Linked DNA regions of Homo sapiens: regions 1, 2 and 4 are each linked to region 3. Evidence: chromatin contacts called from ENCODE Hi-C or POLR2A ChIA-PET data. All regions are on one chromosome and are shown on one strand. The core of a region is the stretch at or near the end of the contact, and the rest is flanking DNA. Distances in the headings are between cores, read along the strand shown.

What was found. Hi-C counts contacts between places; a loop is a spot of excess contacts on that map. ChIA-PET counts read pairs that join two places held with the same protein, here RNA polymerase II (POLR2A). Pooled maps may share reads with other maps.
Region 1: a map of mammary epithelial cell shows a loop between it and region 3 (12-fold over the local background). The contact joins two enhancer-like sites. A Hi-C loop is called at or near these places in 1 of 168 maps with a recorded cell type or tissue (mammary epithelial cell) and 5 of 50 pooled maps. POLR2A ChIA-PET finds 5 or more read pairs at or near these places in 1 of 52 experiments (naive thymus-derived CD4-positive, alpha-beta T cell).
Region 2: a loop to region 3 is called in a map of PC-9, with 5 times the contacts of the local background. The contact joins two enhancer-like sites. A Hi-C loop is called at or near these places in 2 of 168 maps with a recorded cell type or tissue (A673 and PC-9) and 4 of 50 pooled maps. POLR2A ChIA-PET finds 5 or more read pairs at or near these places in 1 of 52 experiments (GM10248).
Region 4: a pooled map shows a loop between it and region 3 (2.2-fold over the local background). The contact joins two enhancer-like sites. A Hi-C loop is called at or near these places in 2 of 50 pooled maps. POLR2A ChIA-PET finds 5 or more read pairs at or near these places in 3 of 52 experiments (activated CD4-positive, alpha-beta T cell, activated T-cell and activated naive CD4-positive, alpha-beta T cell).

What each region holds. Positions count from the first base shown.
Region 1 is chr3:156,750,091-156,753,693 of GRCh38, forward strand. LINC00886 (long intergenic non-protein coding RNA 886) reads right to left here. Exons shown (of 3, transcript NR_038387.1): 2 at 1,005-1,093; 3 at 1-324. Among named protein-coding and RNA genes, the nearest start is that of LINC00886, 65 kb to the right of the region's middle. RefSeq lists an enhancer at 762-1,515. Within about 2 kb of position 1,466, at least 7 of the 41 ENCODE cell types and tissues checked have a DNase peak (open chromatin) inside an H3K27ac peak, as active enhancers do; they include mammary epithelial cell, where a contact is called at or near this core.
Region 2 is chr3:156,629,295-156,632,807 of GRCh38, forward strand. No RefSeq gene overlaps it. Among named protein-coding and RNA genes, the nearest start is that of TIPARP, 44 kb to the right of the region's middle. Within about 2 kb of position 1,282, at least 5 of the 41 ENCODE cell types and tissues checked have a DNase peak (open chromatin) inside an H3K27ac peak, as active enhancers do; they include PC-9, where a contact is called at or near this core.
Region 3 is chr3:157,128,392-157,131,725 of GRCh38, forward strand. No RefSeq gene overlaps it. Among named protein-coding and RNA genes, the nearest start is that of LINC00880, 7.1 kb to the left of the region's middle. RefSeq lists enhancers at 1-977, 27-236. Within about 2 kb of position 1,745, at least 32 of the 41 ENCODE cell types and tissues checked have a DNase peak (open chromatin) inside an H3K27ac peak, as active enhancers do; they include PC-9 and mammary epithelial cell, where a contact is called at or near this core.
Region 4 is chr3:156,726,089-156,729,799 of GRCh38, forward strand. No RefSeq gene overlaps it. Among named protein-coding and RNA genes, the nearest start is that of TIPARP-AS1, 52 kb to the left of the region's middle. Within about 2 kb of position 2,288, at least 3 of the 41 ENCODE cell types and tissues checked have a DNase peak (open chromatin) inside an H3K27ac peak, as active enhancers do.

The sequences.
Region 1 (3,603 bases), core at 216-2,715, 380 kb before region 3:
TGCAACTGCCACAGCCCCCCACCTTCCTGGGAATGCTCGCCTGACTTTGGGCAGACATTGATGTGGCCCTAATGACTATTTTGACTGTGTTCTGTTTTACAGCTCTACCCAACACACAAGAGGTGAAGTACTGCTTTGTTTTCAGAATTAAACTGTCTCCCAGGAAGCCTTCTAGGGTCCCCTTTGCTTTTCCTTGGAAAGGCTCCAGATAAGAGACAGGCTATTGTTCCTCCACAGCAATTCACAGGCTTGCTTTTCAAATAATTTATCCAATCTCTTCCCTCCATGATAGCCTAGGCTTTCCCTACAATCACATGATGTGACCTGTAAAGAAAAATAAAACAAACACTTATCTGGAGTTCTGACTCAAAGAACTGGATTCTATGGAAATTACAGGCTTTTGCTCTGGCTGTACAGATGTGAGTAGGAATCCATGCATGGCTAATGCAGGAAGGGAACTGGCCTCCATGTGCACAGGCCTGCCAGTGTGTGGGTGGCCCAGGATGAAGCCAGACCCTCCTGGGCAAGCCTCAGCTGGGTTTGAGTCTCCGAGCAGGAGGCCTGGGACTCACACCTGTCCACTTAAAATGTGACAGCCCCCACCACTAAGCTTGCATTCACACAGCCCCAGAAGATGGACTGTCCCCAGCATCCTCACTTGTGTGGTGGCCTCTCATTCCTGTGGCCACTTTAACAGAGCTTGGCTCACCCAGGACCCTGCTTGGATACAAACAAGCTGGCCTTTGATGACAGGAAGGGAGTGGAGATTCCCTCAACGTCGGAGTTTTAATCTTGGTTCTGGGAGACATTACCTCCCTCTTTGTGGATCGCTGATTGCTTTCAAAACAACCAGGAATCATTTTACCTTACGGGGCTAGTGTGTGCTATGATTAATTTAGCTAGGCTCTTAGAAAACAGTAAATGGTGAGCAGCCCTGTTAGTTCCCTTTTTAGAAAGCACTTTAACACCCCTGGGCAGCTAGTTTGATGAGAAGTGCTACTCACCATGACTCTCATGCGCATTCCTTTTTCTTGACTGATTCTCGAAAGGCTTTTCAGTCCCTCTGATAAAAATGCACTGCTTCCAAATGAGTCTAAAAATTAAGCAGGAATACAAATTTTATCTTTAAAAAAATAAATCCTAATTTCTAATGAAGGAAAAACAAGAAATAATTTCATGCTAATTAGGAGGGAGACACATAGCCTGCATTTTGGAGATAAATAGGACAAGCTTTTGAGTTTAAAGTTTAACTGGAAAATGTCTGCCTCAAAGGAAAACTCAATTTGAAGAACTTGCTCACAGCTTAGGGATCTCACTCAAGCCATTCTTACCCTTTCCCCTTCTCTTTCCTTTCCTCTCCCACCCTCTCTTTCAATGCCGAACCCCAGAGGCCACGGGAGTGAGTCTTCACAAGGCGCATTAGTACATCTTGGGTGGTGCCGAAAAGCAGGGATTACAAATGCTGGAGACAGTTTGGCAGCGGATGTGCCTCAACCCAGCTCTGCGGATTCCACATTCTTCCCCTGGAGGGGAGCCGTCGCCGCGGTTGCCTGAAAGCCCATACTGCCAGCAGCCAGGGGTTCAGCAAATGCCTGGGGAGCTGAAGGGTTTTCTAGAAACCTGTCCAATCTCTGCCTCTTTCTCTGGGGTTGCACAAGGATGTGCCAAACTCAACCCGTTTGATAGTTTTAAACGTGCCGCTTACATGTGTTTTTAATTTTTATGTAATAAAGGAATGAATGCTTCATAATTAAAGACCAGTTGGTGATTAAAATCAGTTTCGTTGATGACTAACAAACACAAATAAAACCTGATATAAATCTTTATGAGATCTGTGAGGCCCACAGCAGCGACAGTTCCTCTTCTCCTGACCATGTTTTCTCTGAAGCAGCATGTCTCTCCACTTTCCCTCAGCTTTGTTTTGCCCTAGTAATTCTCTCTGGCTTCTACAATTGCCTATCCTTTAACCTCCTGTTTTTGATTACCAACTCGTGTTTATTTTAAATGTAGTTACTCGCCAATTAAATAGAAATTAGCTACATTTAGAGACAGGGTTCCTGATTACTGCTTTTCCTTTGGCAACTGTTAATTCTTCTTTAGGCAATCCTGAAAGCAGAAATCCCAAGGTCCAGATCACCTTGCCAGGGCACCTTAGGGTAGCTACCTGTTAAATCCAGAGTTGAAGGAATCAGGGATGAGATGCTCGCTTCACCTGTTGGGACCTGGAGCAAGTTGGGCTGTACTGGAGACGTTTCCTGTTGTAATTCAGTTAACTCTTTTTTTTTTTTGACGGAGTCTTGCTGTGTTGCCCAGGCTGGAGTGTGGTGGTGGGATCTTGGCTCACTGCAACCTCTGCCTCCTGAATTCAAGCCATTCTCCCACCTCAGCCTCCCGAGTAGTTGGGATTACAGGCGCCTGCCACCATGCCTGGCTAATTTTTGTATTTTTAGTAGAGACAGTGTTTCACCATGTTGGCCAGGCTGGTCTCGAACTCCTGACCTCAAGTGTTCCACCTGCCTCGGCCTCCCAAAGTGCTGGGATTACAGGCGTGAGCCACTGGCCCGGCCAACCCATTTTTGATTCAAGACAGACTCTCCTCCAGAAGGAGGAGGAAGAGGAGGAGGTGGGGGAGGAGGAGTGGAGCGGAGGTGGGTAGAGGAGGAGGAGGAGGAAGAGGAAGAAGAAGAAAAAGAAGGAGGAGGAGGAGGAGGGAGAGAAGGGGAAGAAGCCATCTTCAACTTTTGTTTTTTAGGGCAGCTGAAATCCATCTTCCTTTTCACCCAAACACTGATACAGCTGCCTGTTTGGGTGAAGGAGAGGCTCCCTTTCTGGGTTGGATAGAGCACATAGGCTATAGCAGTCAGCATCAGGGAACAGTCAACATGTAGCCTTCCTATTTTTAAATCAAAGCCATTGTGCTAATCACCCAGATAATCTGATATGGATATCATTTATTCTAAAATGAGAACAAGAAACACATCTGTGACAGAATTCATTAGTGCAGTCCTTTTTCAGTCCCAACATGTGCTTCTGCAGATTGCATATGTCTATATAAATTCTATAGGTTGTATTTCAATTTATATTGCTTCTTCATGAGGAAATGTCTTCTCCCGTTGCTGTGGTTTGAATATTTGACCCCTCCAAACCTCATGTTGAAATTTGAGCCCCAGCATTGGAGGTGAGGCCTGGTGGGAGGTGTTTGGGTCATGGGGGTAGGTCCCTCATGGGGGCAGGTCCCTCATGGGGGCTCTCTTGCCATGTGAGCTCTGCATACAGCAGTTCCCCTTTGCCTTCCACCATGAGTAGAAGCAACCTGAAGTCCTCAACAGAAGCAGATGCTGGCACCATGATTCTTGTACAGCCTGCAGAACCAAAAGCCAAATAAACTTTTTTCTTTATAAATTACCCAACCTCAGGTATCCCTTTATAGCAACTCAAAGATGCTTACAAGGGTCAATTAACTTGGTTTATAATAGCAAAAAGTGGAAAATTCCCTAAAGGCACAATAATAAGTGATTGGGATTGGTTAAATAAAGTAAATTACATATTCATTTAATGAAATACAGTTTAGCCATTAAAAATGGAAAAAAAGGACTTACCACT
Region 2 (3,513 bases), core at 32-2,531, 500 kb before region 3:
TTAGGTCCAAACCCAGGCCTACTGAATCAGCATCTCTGGGGGGTGGAGCCCAGCAATCAGTGTTTTAACAAGCCCTCCAGGGGATTTCAATGCTTGCTAGAGTTTGAGTAGCACTAGTCTAAGTCCATTATGATAAGCCTGTTCCCTGATTTCCCAGCCTTCCTTCAACAACAGGTGGCTGTGTGACCCAGTTCAAGCCAATGCCACCCAGCAGAGTTCTACTGAGAAAACGTGGTTTCTGGGAAAATTTTTGCTTTCTTGGTACAAGGGAACACACATCATGCACTTCTGCTTCTTCTTTCCTTACAGTCTTGGGGGTAGGTAGTCCCTGAAGCCTCAGCTGCCATTTTGGGATCATGAGCAAAACACACTTGTGGAAAGTCCAAGAAAATCACAGCGATGCTGCCCAATACTAGCAGTAACCTACCCTCAGACTTCTAGTTATAAGAAAAACCCTACTTGTTTAAGCCATTGTTAGTAGAAATTTATGTTGCTTGCAGCTGAACAAAATCTTTATACAGAGTCAAATTTCCAAGTACCTTTTACATGGAGAAAACTCAGAGCTGAACCCAATACTTTTACATGGAGCTAGTAACACTAAATTTCAGGGAAGGTCATCTTCTAATTGTGATATTCTAAACACTTCATCAGTAGATCTTAAACCTGGCTGCCTATCAGGATTACCTGAGGAAGCTTATCTTAAATGATTCATGGACCTCACCCCAGATATACTGAATTTGAATCTCTCAAATTGGGACTGGGAGACTCTGTAACTTAACAAGGCGATTAGTATGCCCTCAGCTGACCCCAGTCCACAGCATGGCTGAGACTAGGGTGAGGCAAGTAAAAAGCCCAGGGTGCAAAATTTAAGGAGGCACTCACTCTCAGGGTTGTGCAAGCATAGGGTCAACAGTTGCATGTCCAGAGAGTAGATGCCTTCTTTAATTTTGTGTCCTAGGCACCTCATTTGGCCTCTTCCTAGCCTCTACCCTGATTCAGATAAGGTAGATGTAACAGGTGGTGCCAGTCATTTGTCATGACATGGTGGTAACCCCAGCCAAATATTCCTTTACAAAAATTCACTGATTGTTCCAACTGAATTATTTTTTTAGTGGTGGTTCCTGCATCATAAAGACATAGCCTATACTCTATAAATAATGATAATATATAGTTTATTTTCAATTTGGGTTATGCATCTAGGTGTCAAATGACAACAATTTCCTTCTGAGCTGAAAAATAACTACAGCACTGATTGTCTCAGTCCCTGTTCACCCACATAAAAACAGGAATGTGATCCTGAGAGAGAAGAATTTAATTGGGTGAGTCAATAGGTGTCAGGTATCAGCATGTTGGTGGCAGAATCCAGGGCTGCAGTCCTCATGTAGCTACTAAATAATCAAGTATTGGTTACTTGAATTAAAAGTGGAAACTAGTAGGTGTTGGTAAAAATGTGTTGAGCTTGGCTACTCCTGTTTTCCAAAAGCATTTTAGGACACATATATGCTGCAGTATCCCAGAAATAGAAGTGTGGGTAACTTAACCCAAAGTTGTGGTTCCTGTGTCCAGCCTGTGTTGGATGGTGTGTCAGCACAATGAATGCTGAAGAATCTCTGTGGACTGTCATTCTAGAGCCTCCTAAGAATGCCTCACTAGGGTTGGCAGAGAGGTAGGGGTGCTGGCCAGGCAGACGAAGGGAAGTCCACACACGGCTTTGGTTGAAGCAGTGCCAAAGGCCAGGATAAAAGCTGTAGACCTGTTTAACTCCAGATTTTAGGGCTCTCGCTTTTGATTTTATAGATGTAGTACTGATGGGAACAGCTGGTGGTATGTAGCGGGAGGACAGCCTGAACAAAGTGAAATATACGAGGTTCCTCTCATCATCCCTCCCTACTTCTGCAGAGGTGGCATTAGAGCACCTTTCATCTTAATGTGACTGGTGAATACCCCAGCATCAGGCAGATATTTCACATGTGCTTGCCAAAAATAATAACCACTCTTTTCTGCCCGATGGATGCTAGACACTCTGATTCCTCAATCTGTGATTGTCCCTCAGGTCTATGGCAGCAGGAATAGATGTCCTGCATCTTACCATGGAGAGGGAATTAGTTACAGTTCTACTGGTGAATCAGGAATTGAGTAACTCTCCTGGAGGCAGCTTCTCTACCTCCTTTCCTGACAGTCATTAAAGCAGGCAAGGCGGCACTCAGCAGCAACTGACAAGCTGGAACTGAATTAAATCAACACCTGAATGGTCAGAGGGTTTAGAAGGAGCCAAAAATGTGTTTTCCAGCCAGGATGATTGAGAACCCACACCTGGTGCCAGAGTACAACACACAGGTGCCTGCCAGGGCACCCAGGCAGATATGCTATGCTCCTGGTATAGGGTGGGTGGAGGGGGCTCTGCCTGCAATGTCACACTCCTTTAAACACAGGTCGGGTGTTGCTACAAGATGCATCTTGAGGTATGAAGAGAAGAAATGACACAATGCCTGGGGCTTGTTTTAACATACTTCAATTTAAGAACTTCAGCAAAGAAAAATAATAAAGGGGGCCAGATAAAGCAAATGTAGCAAAATTGTGATCATTATTGAATCTGGATGTTGGATAAATAAGGATTTTCTATTAGGGTAAACAGGATTATTCTTGCCCCAATAAGACAAAAAGGAATAGAATAATTTTATGGCAAATAGGATTATTCTAATTGTTCTTACTTTGTGTACCTGAACACTTTCATAATTAAAAGTCTGTTTAAAAATTCCAATCAATCATTATAAAGCTTGTAAACCTCACATTAAGTTGATGTATGCCTTTGAATACTACTCATTTCTTTCAGGTGACAGCAAGCAATAGGGAGCCAGAACCGCATGGAATTTGGTTTGAAATGTCCTCCTCACCCAGCCCCATCCACCACCACCTACTTGGGCTCAGAACCCTTATTTTTTAGTGAAAAGATGGCAGGACTGAGGCTTATGAAATCTGAACATGAGTTCTTGTTCGTTCATTAACAGTGAGACCTGCAACAACTCACTTGCCTGCTTGGAAGCCTCCTTTCTTCCTCTGTAAAATGGGGATGATCCTTTAATACCAGCTTTGCAGGTTACTGGAGAATCACATGAAATAATGTACACTGTGAAGTGTGAAGGCAGTGTTGGTTGTTATTAACACCAGCAGCCTGACCTTGAACCAGGCAACCAAATGCTCTGTCTCAGAGCCCTCATCTATGAGATGAGTGAGGGGATTACATCATGGTACACAGGCTCTGTGAGAACCACGTAGGAGGCATGTTAAAATTCAGATTCCGGGCCTGCCGTGGTTTAGATATTTGACCCTCCAAACATCTTGTTGAAATTCAACCCCTAATATTAGAGGTAGGGCCTAACGGGAGGTGTCTGGGTCATGGGGGCCGATCCTTCATGAATGGCTTGGTGCCAGTTGTTGAGGTAATGAGTGAATTCTTGCTCTATCAGTTACCATGACACTTGATTGCTTCCTCTCTGGCTATGTGACCTCTGT
Region 3 (3,334 bases), core at 495-2,994:
TTCTACTGACTCACCACTGAAGGCCTTGGGCAATTGTGCCAGCCAGAATCACAGAAGTGGCTGCGAACTCAGAGATAACAGAGTGGTCCAGGGAAGCCCCAGTGGACTGAGTCATGGCCAGGCTCTCACAGCCCTCTTCTCGAGTCAGCATCGACTCCCTGTGATCTCCCTGGAGCCTCAGACTCTCAGAAGAGCAGGTCTCAGAACACTGGAGATGAAAGGAACCTGAGACACCATGTCATAAGCCCTGCCCACCAACCTCCCTATCATGTGACTTCTCGGGCTGGTTGTGTTTTTTTTTTCCCCAGCTACTCTGATAAATCACATTGTTTGGATGGCTGAGCTCTGTCTCTGGTCTGACTTTAAAATTAAGGTTCACTTTGCCCCTCAACGCCATGGGTCCAGCTCTCAGGACTCCTCCAGGCTACCTTTACCTTCCATTTTTGAGGTAGTGTCATCTACCAGCAAGAGCTCTGAGCCATAAATCAGGAAACCAGGGCTTCCTGCTTCTGTCCTCTGACCAGACAGAAATGGAGCATTCACCAAGTCACATCATCTCTTTGGGACTCATCAGGGTTTGACTGTGTTTTCCCCAGAGTCCCTTCTAGTACCAACAGGAGAGGATCAGATCATCCTAAAAGCCCTCTTCAATTCTGAAGTCAGTCATCCTCTATCAGAGTTCCTGAACACAGCCAGGCTGGTTCTGCCGGGGATAGCCGTGGCTTGTGACTGCCATGCCTCTCCTCCTCCCAGGAAGGTACAGAATCCACAGCCTCAGGAATGCCAGGCATTCTGCCAAGGGCGCCCTTCCTTTTCTCGGTCTGGTTTCTCAGTCTCTCTCTTCCCAATCTAGACTAGACTGTCACCTCCACTCACCAATCCCGTGGAGGGGTCAGGGGTGGGACGGAGGAGAGCCAGAAACGATGAACTGCGACTCTACTCCTCATCTGTGTGGCAGGCCTGTCATTCCTCCTCCAGTCGGGCCTGCCTAACTAGACCAGCACTGGGGTCACTCTGCGTGTGAGTGGGGAGGGATTCCTGCCTATCCAGTGACCCTGCTTAGTGGGTGGATGCCACCTCTGTCCCTGGAGCACCCGAAGCACCCAGGGGCCCCCACCTACCTGTTTCACTTCTCCAGGGCTTCCGTGTAAGGCCACCTCCCCCACCTCAGGCCTGGCCCCTCTTTGCTAAGGACTGCTTATCCCCAGGATGTTTTTGGCACCTTCTGGGCCACAAAGGTGCTTCCTGTAAAAGAACAAACCGCCCCAGGTTGCCTTTTGACACATCTATTTCAGGGTCAGTTGGCATCTTATGTTTCGCCTAAAAAACTGAACAATCTTTTTTCTCTCATCCAGTAAGAAAAGTCTTTTTTTTATTTTCACATGGGTTTATGCACCCCCTGCCCCCCACCTTTTCAGAAGGAGGCTCAATGCAAGTATCTGTGTTATAAACTAGCTTCCTACACTGGCCCTGCCCCTGCGCGGACTTAGCCTTCCTAAGAAGGGGCTCCTTTTCTCCTGGCATGTGCTCGGCTGCTGGAGAGAAAGGCCTATTGTTCTTCATGTGCCCAGTACACTCAGCCAGGCAACACGCTGGGTGTTCCTCCCAGGAGGTAGAAAACCGCCTCCCCAAGATCGGATCATTTTATACCTTGTGTTTTGTTTGGTTTTGTTTCTGGCCTTTCCTTCTTTGCTGTACCTCCTTCCCGAGCGCTCAGAGCCCATAGAGCACTTATTTCTTTCCGTTCCCTTTGCACAGTGAATTGCCTTTTGTATGCCTTTGATGTGATTGCTCAGCTTCCAAGGGAGGGGAACGAGTGTCTCGTCTCTCCCACCTAGAGGCTCGTGCTGCCTGTGGTCAGGAAGAGAGCGAACAAAGGCGTGCTTGGCCCCGAGGGAGGCTGGGGTAGGGCCCACGCGTGGAATGTAGGGTCTCTTCTGCCCAGAGGTGGAAAGTCGAGCAGTGCTTTGGGGTCTGCGGGGCTCTCCAGCGATGATTTGGGGTGCTCATGGCAGGGCTGAGCTGGGCAACAATATGAGGAGAGGTTTTGCTTCTTGGTCCCTGTCCCATCTGCTTAGAGTATCCGGGTTGTCTGGGGCTCCGAGGGAGGAGCACTACAGCAGGAGCCAGGAATTCGCCTGCCTCTGCCACCGTGTGACCCCGCATGACACTGACCCTCCCAGGGGGAGCCTCCCTTTCCTGGCCCTTGAGTGGGGCAATAACTCCTGCCCCACCCGCTGGCTTTCTGGGTCTCATGTGGTGAGGAGCAAACACGACACTCTCTGAGGAAACGCGGTGAGAAGCAAGAGCCCTTTGTGAGTCAGAGGTGGTGGCTGTTGCTGTCTTTCCCACTGTTTACCAGGCGCCCCCCACCCAATTTCCCGTGAGCATCTAGTGACCCCATGCTACCCCCTTGTGGCCAAAATGCGACTCATCATTCATTGCTGTGAAATTACCTTGCTATTAAAATCGTAAGGAAAAATAAATAATGAAAGTAATTAATAATAATGAATATATAGTAATTAACCCAGACTGGAATACCTTTACTTTTCATCAATAAATCCATAAAATATAATTTTTAATACTTTTTGATGGAGGAAATGGCGCATGAAGAAAAAAGTGCTTAATGTGGGCCCAGACCCAAGGTGAGCGTGGGACTGAGGGCGCCCTTCCCGGCTACTACCCAGCTGCTGGCGGCGCCAGGGAGGCCTGCCCGAGGCCAGACGGTGGCCACTTGCCGAGGCTCCCCTAAAAGGTCCTATATGTCCCCAAGATGATGGGGCCAGGATGAGGAACAGGTGAGAAAGCACTTGGCCGCTCTTCCTCAGCTCTTTAAAATCTTTTCAGGTCCCTCAAGATTACAAAACACTTTAATAGCTATCTTTTTCTTTACTGAGATAGAACCGGTTGTCTGGAGGCAAATTAGAGCTCCTGCATGTTGAAAAATAAGTGACCAATAACTGCGTGTTTCCTCGTTACAATCTCCTTCCTCAGACACAATCTCACCTTCCACTCACCACAGCCCTGAAGCAGAACTATCCTCGTTTTCAGACGAGGAACTTGGGGTCTGAGAGATCATATGCTGGTCAGATGGAGCAACAGCCTGAACCCAGGGATTCTGATATCAAACCCCTCACTTTTTTCTTTTCTTTTTCTGTTGGGGGGGGTGGTTGGGGGGACAGGGTCTCTCACTCTGTCACCCAGGCTGGAGAGCAGTGGTGTGATCACAGCTCACTGCAGCCTCACACATGTGGGCTCAAGCAATCCTACCACCTCAGCCTCCAGAGTAGCTGGGACCACAGGCATGCACCACCACACCCAGCTAATTTTTGTA
Region 4 (3,711 bases), core at 1,038-3,537, 400 kb before region 3:
TTTTCCCGCTGGAAAATATTTCTCAGTTTTGATTAATTAAATACCTGAAGCAGGTTCCTCTTAATTGCCGAAAAATGTGAATTTCTCAGAATAGTGAGAGAGTCTGCTGCTCAGTTTCTTATGTAAAAATTGCATCTAGGCTTTTAGGCATCAGTCCCGTGCCAAGGGGTGGCTTTGGGACTTTAGGCCCACTTTATCACCATTGGGCCCCCTTCCCCAATTCTTTATATGAACAATTGGTGTTTTCTTAAGCTTATATGAAGTGCTACGAAAGCATGGCTTCAAGGTCCAGCTGGCACCCACTTCCATCTGAAATGCTGCTCCTAATCATCCCTATAGAGAAGACACTCCTGGGCATGGTCATCCAGACTTGAAGACAGAGGAGAAAGCAGCCATCCCTGCACTGTCTAAAGACAGCCTCCTTTGTCAGGTTCTTCTGACAAATGAGGTTCTTCTTCTAGTCAGACGTACCACCTCCAGGAAATTTATTCTTAGTAGCCTTTCATAGAGTTTTCTGCTATAATCTCAGTGAGCCCAGCCATCTAAGTGAACTTCTGACTTTGTGGAAGAATGTGGTGGGACTGGGTGATCCTGTGTAGGACAAACCAGCAGCACTTGGTTTAGGAGAACTCCAAGTCTGCCAAGTGGTTTCTTCTCAGGCTCAGGCTCTACAAGTAGAAACTTCCAAATATTAATATTTAACACTTAGCAAAAGGGCCTGATTGTCACACAGGACCCTCACTCTAAGGGCTGTACCAAGTTCTGACCCCTCTAGACCTGGGCACTTGAACAGCTGCCCTCTCCAAAGCTTGGAAGAAAAGACAATGTAGAATTGGGAGTGACCAGAGGCATTTTGGGGTTTGTTTGAATCACCTGATTTCTAAGATATAAGGACCAAAGTTGATCCAAAGGGTTGATACTTTTTCACTTAGTATATTTTCCCTAGCTCTTTTGTAAAATACCCTTCACAGAAAAATGAGCTACACATTTGGATTTAAGAAATGTACAAGACTCTGAAAAGAGGTAATGCTAGAATTCTGCCATAAGTAAGATTCCCCAATATATTTCCATGGAAGTTGTCAAATATCTATCTGCCTGCCTTGGATTTTCTATCCAGAAAATAAGAATTTTCCTACAATTAAGTTTCCTGAAGAAAGAGGAGGAGAGAAACACATACTTCCTAGCATGTGAAATGGGGAGCACTGTTAGATTCCCACTCATATGAACCACCAAGATTGTTTCTGAAACAAAATACCCTCTAATTGAGTTGCCCCTTACAAATGCTCATTTTGCCAAGACTGGCTTAGTCTTCACAATGTCTGCCCTTCAAATGATATCTCATAGCAACCTGTGTGTCGACTCAGTTTTCCAGGGCTGAGGGCACAATGGTAAGGATAGGGCTTTCTCTGTAGTTTCTAAATCTTCTGCATAACTGTTCAGTCCAGGACCTGTGGACAGCCAGCGTGGCTATAGCTATAGCCTAACCCTGAGGCAAAACTGTATTTTAAAACCCAGTGTGGGGTATCAAGTCAGGAGATCTGAGATTTTGTCCTAGCTGAGGGAGTGTGAACAAATCATCTGACCTCTATATATTTGTACTTTGTCTGTGGCATAGAGGCCATTCTATGAATGGCTATAAATAGGCTTGTGACTGACTGTCTCTGAAGAAATCACAGATGATCAGATCTTCTGTGATTTCTTCAGAGACAGTCAGTCACAAGCCTTTTTAAATGTCCTTTCTCACTGAGGTGGGTAAGAGGAGTGCAGGGTTCTCAGGGGTACCAACAAGGCAAGGCCCAGCTGTTATCCCCAGTGGCTAACATAATGTAGTCAAGGTTCATTCATCACTCATCTAGTACTTATTGAGTCCCTACTGACCTGAGCCATGCATGGGTCTAGGCCCTGGGGATAGAGCAGCCAAGAAAACATCATCATTTCCTGCCTTCAAGAAGCTTCATTTGCATATGGCACGAAAGGCTGGCCCACAGTCGTTCTGATACAGAGCTAGAGCCTTTAGAGAGCTAAGGGGCTAGCCCTCAACCAGTGCTTCATTTTTCATATGTATATTAATGTTTTCTCCCTGTCAAGCTTGCAAGATACCCCAAGAGTATGTGTTGTCCAGAGGCAGTAGAGCCACCCAGGGTGGGAGCAGATGAATGTGAGCCTAGCCTCAAGAGTAGCACTTGACCCTGTTGCTGAGACACTTGTTGTGCACCCCTGGACCAGCAGCTCCCACTTTGGCCCATTTCTTTGTTGACAAAGTAGGGATGATGCTATGTGCTTGTCTCCTAGGGATGCCTGTGAATCATTCACCAGTCACTATTGGAAAAGTCCATTTCAGACGTAAGGGCAAGTCAATGAAATGAGCTTTGCAACTTGCCTCCGCACAGCTAACTTGCTGCTAGCCTTTCAGGAGACCCACGTGTAAACACAGGACCGTGTAATTAACCTGATGTCAACACCAGCTGTACAAAGGCACAAGGCTAAGGGGAGTCAGGTGGCCCAGGAGAGAGACAATCAGCAAACTTTGGGAGAGAAAGAGCCCTTTTCTCTGGCTTTTTATTCACATCCCTTTAAGGGAGGAATGACCTACCAAATGTGTGTAAACAGTTTCCGGGACTGGTGAGTTTCATTCACACAGAAAGAACAGAAAGTTACCCTGGAAGGCATTTATTTTCTGAGAGGCCATGGGCAGCCAGCGGCTGTGGGCACTTATCCAGGTTCTTCAGGTGGAAGCCTGAATTGCCCCCAGCAAATAATTTGAGATGGTGGTGTCTGTTGTGCTAAGTAGGGCATGGAAGATGCACTGTGTTTGGTCCTGGCGGCTGCTGACAGAGTTGGGGGAGAGGTGGAATTTAATGGTTAAATTTCTATCCCCCATTTTTCCCAATGTTTTTCTTCACATGGGAAAAACCTAGATATTTTGATGAGATGATTTATAGTGAATAAAGCAACTTGAAAATTGAAGGAGTGAAAGAAAGCCATGTTGTTATTATAGCAACAAAAATTGTAAAAGTGAATTCAACATGAGGCTAAAACATAAAGAGCTTTGAAGAATGTCAGGGCAAGACGTGGCATTGCTAAGGACTTCTTGTTTCCACAGTTTAAAGGAAAACTTTTTAAATCAACTTGTTATCCCTCCTCCCCTCAGAAATAATGTAAAGCTTATCTTAAGAAAGGTAGAGCATCCTAGCAAAGGAGGAAATGTTTTGGGTTTAAGCTAATATAAATTAGGAGCCAGACCTCTTGCTTATCTGTGACTAGTAGCCAACTGTCCACCAACCCTTCCTGCCTTCATTCCTTTTCTTCTTTTTCTTCTTGTCCTTACTCCCTTCTCTCCCCCTCTTCTAATCAGGATTAACAGGTTTTAGTAGTTGAAGTAAAAATGGACACCTTTTTGACCTCTCTGTCCTCTAAGATGTTCAAAGTGCATCACATGCCTAGAGTGACTGAAAAGTAACAAGACAGAGTTCCAGATCTGGCTCTGGGAGATCAGTCCCATCACTTTGTGGTCACAGGGCACTGTTTGGGGGATTATCAGCGTCCAGAGAGGGAGTTGGGCAGGCAGGCAAGTGACCCGGCAGGAATGTGAGTATGTGGCAAGCAGTGCTCTGAGTTAGTTTCACAGTAAGCTGCCCTCATTGCCTTCACTATGGGAAAGCCATCCCTTTAGAGCACCTGGAAGGCACAGGGACATGGCAGAGGGACCAG